Linked DNA regions of Homo sapiens: regions 1 and 3 are each linked to region 2. A link is a contact called in ENCODE Hi-C or POLR2A ChIA-PET data. All regions are on one chromosome and are shown on one strand. Each heading gives the region's core, a stretch centred on a gene start or an enhancer-like site at or near the end of the contact. The rest is flanking DNA. Distances are from core to core; before and after follow the strand shown. Region 1 has its middle 39 kb from the start of HSD52. Region 2 has its middle 38 kb from the start of LINC01358. Region 3 overlaps LINC01358 (long intergenic non-protein coding RNA 1358).

Region 1 (2,700 bases), core at 162-2,661, 120 kb before region 2:
CTCTGGGGAGCATGGAGAGATATTGAATGCCATATCTACCCTCAAGATGCTTAAATGCTCACAAACTGTAGAATCCCCCAGCTGGAAGGGATTTTAGGGATTGTCTAGTCCAGACCTCTCTCTACTTCATTTACAATGGAGTAGAAGAGAGGTCTGGACTAGATAATCACCTAGTGCAATTATGATGTGCATTTCCAGAGATGGGGGCTACCATCTGAACAACTTTCTCTGTGAGTCAACAGTGGTCATTTCTTACACTGAATGACATGTGCAACCCTGTAACTTCTATGTAGCTGCTCTGGTGTTTTCAGGAAACAGGTCTTGCTTATTCTTTATTCTACAAAATAAAGCATTTGCTATGTGAAGGCAGCTGTCACATCTGTTTGTCCATCTGTCTTCTGCTTTCCCAACCAGTCTCCTCTTTTCTAAAAGGGGTGTTCCATAAGTTTAAGCTCACATACTTTGGAGCTCTTGGGCCTGGCTCTGACACTTACCAGCTGTATGACCTTGAGCAAGTGACTTACCCTCTCTGAGCCTTCATTTCTCCATTTGTAAAATGAAGCTAATATTAATATTACTCACCTCACGACATTATTGTAAGGCTTAAATGAGCTGATGAATGTAAAACACAAAGCCTGACACCAAAGACAGCAGTTATTATCATTACTTATATCTTTATAATTAATAATAATGAAACATCTGGCCCCTCTTCTCTCTTGAGTAACTTGTGATATTAGCTAATAAAGGAAAGCAAACGTTTAACACTTGGGGGGGGGACATTAGCATAAAAGTGCTGCCTACAATTGTGAGGCATACTTTTTGTTCCTTTTACCAGTGCCACTGGATCCCTAATGCTGTTCATAAAAAATCACCTCCTGGGGTCGCCAGTTTGCTGTCTCCATTTGCAAACCGCCTCCTGGGAGGTTCCATCTGTTACAATGGGTATTGGCATTCCTTGGCTAATTTTTTTTTTTTTTCTGGTTAGCAGAAGCAGACAGAACACAAATAAACAAACATATTGGAGAACTCAGATTGTACGGCATAGGGAAAAGAAGTCAGGAGGACTGGGATTCTGAATTCCACCTTACCACCCACTGGCTGGGTGACCAGCGATAAGTTACAGTGCCCCTGTGGGCCTCTTGGATTTTTGAGATCCTGTTCAGCAACAGCATCTTGTGACTAGAGAAAGGATTTGCAATGGCCCGGATTCCCCTGGAATCTCTTTCTTCCCACCTAGGGCTGGTCCAGGTGGGACCAGCATCTGGGCGGAGGCTGGGTACATGCCCAGACAGCCCTGCATGGTCTGTGAGCCAAGCATAGCCTGCCTGCTACTAGGGTGTGATTGTTCTTGTGATTTGGCAATACCCGGCAAACATGTCCCATCGGGGCTGAGCTAAGAATAGGTCCGATGCTTGAGGCCCAGGAAAATCAGCAGCCCAGCACACATGAGGTTGCCCAACAAGGCAGAACCAAGCTGCCACCACCACTTTAGGGGCATGATGACCAAAGAGATGAGGTTTGGCCAATTTTTCCATATGTATCCTCTTTTTTCACCCTCCTCTGGTATCAGGGCCAGTGCCTTCCCACTCTCTTTTCTCCCTCTCTTCTACTTCTGGATAAACTGATTTCTGGAGAGGTACTGAACATGGGCATGGTATAGTGAAAAAAGCCGGTGTTTCGACATAGGGGGCTCAGGTTGAAATCCTGGCTGTACTATTTTCTAGCTGTTTGACCCATGAGCATGAGACCCTTTTGAGGCTCAGTTGCCTCAGTGAAATAGTGGTGTTAATTATCCTTAATTATAAAAAATTTTATGAGTTACTGAAAGCAGTTAGTATCTAGAGCAAGGTTCTCAAAATTTATCATACATGATAATCACTTGAGGAGTGGGGGAAGCTTGTTAAAATAGAGCTAGGCCAGATGCAATGGCTCATGCCTGTAATCCAAGCCTTTGGGAGGCTGGGGCAGGAGGATTGCTTGAGCCCAGGAGTTTGCTACCAGCCTGGGAAACGTAGTGAGACCCAGTTTCTCAAAAAAAAAAAAAAAAAAAAAAAGCTGGGTTTTGTGGTGTGCACCTGCACCTATAGTCCCAGCTACTTGAGAGGCTGAGGTCGGAGGATCGCTTGACCCCAGGAAGTAGAGGCTGCAGTGAGCCATGATCACACCACTGCACTCCAGCCAGGGCAGCAGAGCAAGACCCTGTCTCAAATAATAGTAATAATAATAATAATAATAATAATAATAATAATAATAATAATAAAATAAAATAAATATAAAAAACCAGAGGGCCCCACTGTACTACACCCCCACTTTCTGATTGGGTGGGTTGGAGAGCATGGTCTTCCTAGCACGTCTCCAAAGGATGCTGATGATGCTGGTCCAGCAATCATGGTGAGGAGGAGCACGAGGTTAGAGGTCCAGTATGTGAGCTCTGGGGTCTGACCATGAGAGTTCAACCCTGGGCCCTGCCCCTTCTAGCAGAGTGTCTTTGGGCAAGTTCCTGAACCTTTCTGAACCTTATTTGGAAAATGGGAGAATAATAATTGTTACTTTATAGTGTTGATCTGAAGATTAAGTGAGTTCATTCATACAAAAGCACTTAAAACAGCATCTGGCAAACAGTAAGCTTTGAGTGAACATTAGCTTTTATTAGTATCGCAGAGTCTGCACAGGGTTCAGTACGTGTTCTTTTTCTGCTCT
Region 2 (2,700 bases), core at 197-2,696:
TTTATTTTGACATATTTTAACTTTGTATTCCAAAATTATTTGACTTATGGAAATGTTACAACACTTATATAAAAAATTGTGTTGTACCCTTCATCCAGATTTCCCAAATGTCAACATTTTGCTGGATTTGCTTCCCTGCCACCCCGTGTGTGTGTGTGTGTGTGTGTGTGTGTGTGTATGTGTGTGTCTCTACTGCTGGTCATTCAAGTTTTAGCTCAAATGTCTCCTCTTAAAGGTCATCTTCCTAAGCCCATGATCCCACCCTATGGCACCATTCCAATTGTAGTACTCTACAGAACACTGAACTCCAGCTAATATTTTTCTTGGCTCTTTATTTACTGGTTACCTCCCTGCTTCCCCCATGAGGATGGAAGTCTTATTGGAGAATTGGCCTTGTGTCCCTTGCCTTACTGCTGAATCTTCAGAGCCTAGAACAGAGCCTGTGCAGAACTGGCACTTAATCATTATTTTGCTGAATAAGTGAATTGGGGAACTGCTTGTGTCTGTCCTGTACAAGATCTTAAGTGGCATGCAGTGTGTTCTCTGTAGTCAAGGTGTAAATGTCCTTTGGAGCCTATACTGGCTGCAACATTCACTTCCATCATGAAAATATTTATCTGCTCTTGCCCTACAAGGGGATTACTTAACACACAGCTAACGTTTGGGTGTAAAGTCTCCAAGAAAGAGAAAGAAAATCAAAGAAACCACAGAAACGTGGACACACATAGGAAGAGAGTATGGCAACTTAGTTGTTTGCATTTGGGCTCTGGAGCTAGAATGCTTTGTTCACGTGCAGGTTTTGCCACTTACTGCTGTGATTTTAGACAAATTACTTAAACACTCTGTGTCTCAGTCTCCTTATGTGTAAAATAGAGATAATAAGAAATCTTCTTCATAAACTTGTTGCACAATCAAATATGTTTAAACTGCTTAGAGCCACGGCTGGCACATGGCAAGTGTTCAGTAAATGTCATCATGATAAATAGTTACATAATTGAGAGCAGGTGGTGCATACTGTCTTATAACCTTTTTTTAACTTGGCAAAATATTCTAAATATTTCATATCAACGAATAGTCTTTTACCACATGATTATTAAGGGCTAAAATTTTTCTGTCATATAGATGTACTATAAGTTTCCTGAGATATTTAAGTTGCTTCCAATTTTTTTTTATTATCAACAATACTACGTTGAACATCCTTGTACATATATCTTTTCACACATCAGCAACTATTTCTCCTTCTTGTATTCCTAGAAGTGGAATTGGTGGGTCAAAGGCTATGCATATTTTCTGACCTGAAATACAGATTCCAAGTGCCCAAGACAGGTTATCCCAACAGAGGCATTTCCTCAGAGACCCAAGTCCAGAGGCAAGGGCGGTTCCTAATCTCAGCCATTTTCCTGTCACTCTCTCCCTCTGCGCCAGCCAGGCTGCAGCCAGTGTGTCCAGCTGAGGCCACAGCAGGTTCCAATAATCCTGTTTACTCGGCTCTGGGCAGGAACACAACCTGGATGTTCTCTCTCCAGGGGATATCAGGGACTTTTGCTTTGAACTTCATCCAAGAGACTAAAAACAACCACATCCACCACGTCTGCTGTTTCACCACTGGCCTCACCCCTGTTGCTTGACCCTGTTGCCTGGCTGTGTTTACAAAAGCATCTACACTTTTTAACCCTTTTCAATCATGGCCTTCCCACCACTGTTACCCAGCAGAAAGCCTTCTGTTCTTTAAGACTTAGCTCAAGTGTCACCTCTTCCAGGAAGGCTGTTCATCTACGAACAATGCTTCCCAGTGTGGGGAAAGGAAACTCCTGGGTAGTGGAGTCAGACGCATCTGGGCAGAGCAGCAGCACACTCCCCTCCAGCTGTGTGCCCTTCTCCTTGGGTGTTTTCTTTCTAGCCTCAGCATCCTCTGCTAAACTCACAGGTAAAACGATGACCCTAACACAAACCTCTCAATGTCTTTGTAAAGTGGTGTCTTTAAGCTCCCAGTAAGATTGATACCAAGACAGGTGATTTTTTAAAAAGGAATGGTGTCCACGTGTTCTCACTCATGAATGAGAGCTGAACAATGAAAACACATGAACACAGGGAGCGGAACAACACACATTGGGGCCTGTCAGGGGTTTGGAGGAAGAAGAGCATCAGGATAAATAGCTAATGCATGCGGGGCTTAATGTCTAGGTGATGGGTTGATAGGTGCAGCAAACCACCATGACACATGTTTACCTATGTAACAAACCTGCATGTCCTGCACATGTGTCCCGGGACTTAAAATAAATTTTTTTTTAAAAAAGGAATGGTGTTTTTGTGCCGTTGGCTTATATGTTTAGTTTTTGGTCTGCTTGCTTATATTCCATGGCAAGAATGTCCTTTTCAAACTCTCCAAGAGAAGGAGGACACTCTTGTCTTTCTGACGGTCTGAACAATGCTTACATATCCTCTCCCTTATTACTCTGCTTAAAGAGAGATCCATTATTCCAGAAGGAGAAGGGTAGGCCAAGACTGGTGCTAAGGTTGAAAAGGTGGAATGGCCCGTATCTGGCAGGGATTCTCCAAGATGGCAAAATAAACTACAGTGGCTGCTGTTTCCAAAGATGGGGAGCTGCATCCTACTACCATAGAGCATCCCAACCCAGGAGGGGCAGAACCTCTGGAAAAGCAGAAGAAAAAGCCAAAAGACTTCACATGCAGAGTTGT
Region 3 (2,700 bases), core at 23-2,522, 75 kb before region 2:
TCTGATGGAGACACACACTTACTCCTTGGGAGAGGAGCTGAGGTGGCTTCCACGGCTCCAGCAAGTTAGTCTTGGGAGGCAGAAACCTGGAGACACTAGCTTGGTGGTTACCACATAGGTCCAGGCTTGGATCTCAGCTCTGCCTGTGACCTTGGGCCAGTTTATGGACTTCTACACTTTTACTTTGCTAAAATCCTAGCCTCCTAACCCCTCCCTCTTGTCCCCTCTCTCATTCCCTTTCAGAATTGCCATGTCGTACCCAGGAGTAATCTTTTAAAAATGTTAATATACTGGGTGTGGTGCCGCATGCCTGTAGTCCCAGCTACTCGGGAGGCTGAAGCAGGAGAATTGCTTGAGCCCAGGAGTTCGAGTCTGCAGTGAACTATGATCAGACCACTCCAGACTTGCAACAGAGACCCTGTCTCACAATTTTTTTTTTAATTTTAAAAAGTGAATCTGATCAACTCAGGACTCCTGAAGCTTCCTCAGTATTGTCATCAGTAAATAAACCCCAAAGATTTCTCATTGTACTTAGGACAAAATCTCATATCCTTTTCTCATGGAAAGGATTACTTGATCTGGCCCCTGCCTCCCTCTCTACTTCACCACCCCCTTCACTGACAGTTCTCCAGCACCACTCTCTTTTTTGTAATTTACCCCAAGCAGCCACCTCTTCCCCACCTCAAGGCCTTTTTGCCTGCCTGCTTCTGGGGACTCCCTTTCTCTTCTTTTTACCTGGCTAATCCCTGCTCATTCTTTAAGTTTCAACTTGCCTTCCTAAAAGAGGCCTGCCCAGAATACTTTGTTTGAATCCAACTCCTCAACCCCTTTCTTTTCCTTTAAAGCATTCAGCATGATTTACAATCATGCATTTGATTGTGCAATTCCTTATTAATTTCTGTCTCCTCCCATAGGTTGTAGATCCCTAGAGAGCAAAGAGTGTTTCTATTTTCTTCCTTTACGTCTCCTCCTGGAGTCAGTCACAGTGCCTGGTACATAGACGGTACTCAAGAAATACATGGTATATGAAGGAATGAATGACGGAGAGTCACATGTAAAGCACCTTGTCAAAGAACTTTAGCAGATTTTTGTAGTCCTGTCCCCTCCTAGTGGATACAGCCAAGCACCATTCTCAGGAGTGGGTGCAGACAGCCCTCACCCCAACCATCCACCACTGGGGGGAAGGCCCTGACCATGACCCTGTGGGTTAGCCAGGTGCAAAGCCCCCGAGGCTGTGGAACCAGGCTGAGCAGGTCCAGTGGCAGCCCTGCCACCCCGCAGCATAGGAGTGGCCTGGAGGGAGTGGGAACAGGTTGCTGGAGAGCAGGTCCCCTGGGTCCTCATCAGACTCAAACCCTCCCTGTCTCTTTTTCCCTACTGCAGAAAGCTATTCTGCCCTGTCCAATGCGAATGGATTGGCTGCTTGTTTTGTTGTATGTGCTGCTAGGCAACTGGCCTGTTTTTGCTTATTTACCTCCCCTGGGCCATTTCACAACACTTTGTAATAGGCTGTGCTCTCTCTGCTGCACATCTGGTTTGGATTGAGCCTGTCAGAGCTCCCTCTGCGAGGAGAGCTAGTACTTTCCCCAGCAGTCACCAAGACGGCCCCCCGGGGCTCTGGCTGCTCTTTGGTGCTGGACCCCTCTAGGCCTGCCCAGCCCCCATTCCCTCTTCACTCTGCACCTCCCAGTCTTTTTCAACAGTTCACACATTTCAAAGCCTGAAGAGGGGAACTTTTGAGATGGAAAAAACTGACAAGTGTTCAAGGAATATTAGAGGAGAAAGGAAACTTAACAAGAATAAAGTTTGAGTCCCAAACCCTCTCCTTCTCAACCAGAGAGGAGAACTGACTTACCCAATGGGACAGAGAGAGAAAGTGACAGACTCAAGACACTGCTTTCCTTGATATCACACTCCCCAAACTGCAGCTGTCTCATCAGCAAAACCACCCTGCCGATAGAGAGGGTTCAGTTAGATATTACTAGGTTTGAAGGAAACAATAGGTTTGCCCTTCTCCCCATCCTACCTGAAAATTTCAAGTGGGGTTTCTGTAAAGAACCAAAAGAGAATCAGAGGTTTGATAGATGTCATCTTAGAGACACAGGGAGAGAAATGAAATTTCCAACTTTTTTACCTACCTGCATAGAACATGTTGGCCGAAGCAGGGCAGGAGCAGGTGCAGGTGAGTGAAGGAAGACTGGGAACAAACACAGGACACCTCTCTCTGCAACTCCCGCATTGTTCTGGCAAACACATTCCGTACACAGTAAAATCCAAAATCCTGACAATGGCTTGCCTGGCCCTGTTACCTCTCTGACCTCATCCTCCCCTTCACCCACCCTGGTACATTCAGCTCCAGCAATTTGTGCCAAGAGAGCAGAAAAAAAGGTTTTCCTCGTGTGAAAGCAACCAGCCGCTGGGCAGAGCTCAGTGAACAGAGCAAGGACTGGATCACACACCCCTTTGTTCTGTTCATTGTTAGTTCTTGTACCTAGAACAGTTGTGCACAAAGATTGGGCTCCATAAGAATTTGTTGAATGAATGTATGAATGAATGAACAAATGAATGAGTCTGTTTTTCCTCCCAGCTTTTTCACATGATGATATTTCCCTGTACTTGCCTCTCACTTACAACATAAAATGCTGATCTATCATCCTACAGTGTAAATCTCTCATGAGCGTCCCTTTATCTCTCTGTTCC

Evidence for each region. Hi-C counts contacts between places; a loop is a spot of excess contacts on that map. ChIA-PET counts read pairs that join two places held with the same protein, here RNA polymerase II (POLR2A). Pooled maps may share reads with other maps.
Region 1: POLR2A ChIA-PET joins it to region 2 with 11 read pairs in activated naive CD4-positive, alpha-beta T cell. The contact joins two enhancer-like sites. POLR2A ChIA-PET finds 5 or more read pairs at or near these places in 3 of 52 experiments (BJ, activated T-cell and activated naive CD4-positive, alpha-beta T cell).
Region 3: a map of Right ventricle myocardium inferior shows a loop between it and region 2 (1.9-fold over the local background). The contact joins two enhancer-like sites. A Hi-C loop is called at or near these places in 5 of 168 maps with a recorded cell type or tissue (Right ventricle myocardium inferior, Right ventricle myocardium superior, pancreas and 2 more) and 5 of 50 pooled maps.

What each region holds. Positions count from the first base shown.
Region 1 is chr1:59,106,367-59,109,066 of GRCh38, reverse strand. No RefSeq gene overlaps it. Among named protein-coding and RNA genes, the nearest start is that of HSD52, 39 kb to the left of the region's middle. RefSeq lists enhancers at 830-1,330, 1,331-1,831. Within about 2 kb of position 1,411, at least 11 of the 41 ENCODE cell types and tissues checked have a DNase peak (open chromatin) inside an H3K27ac peak, as active enhancers do.
Region 2 is chr1:58,981,602-58,984,301 of GRCh38, reverse strand. No RefSeq gene overlaps it. Among named protein-coding and RNA genes, the nearest start is that of LINC01358, 38 kb to the left of the region's middle. RefSeq lists enhancers at 953-1,453, 1,454-1,954, 2,489-2,700. Within about 2 kb of position 1,446, at least 9 of the 41 ENCODE cell types and tissues checked have a DNase peak (open chromatin) inside an H3K27ac peak, as active enhancers do; they include pancreas, where a contact is called at or near this core.
Region 3 is chr1:59,056,188-59,058,887 of GRCh38, reverse strand. The region is part of intron 2 of LINC01358 (long intergenic non-protein coding RNA 1358); the gene reads right to left. Among named protein-coding and RNA genes, the nearest start is that of LINC01358, 37 kb to the right of the region's middle. RefSeq lists an enhancer at 468-2,235. Within about 2 kb of position 1,272, at least 21 of the 41 ENCODE cell types and tissues checked have a DNase peak (open chromatin) inside an H3K27ac peak, as active enhancers do; they include pancreas, where a contact is called at or near this core.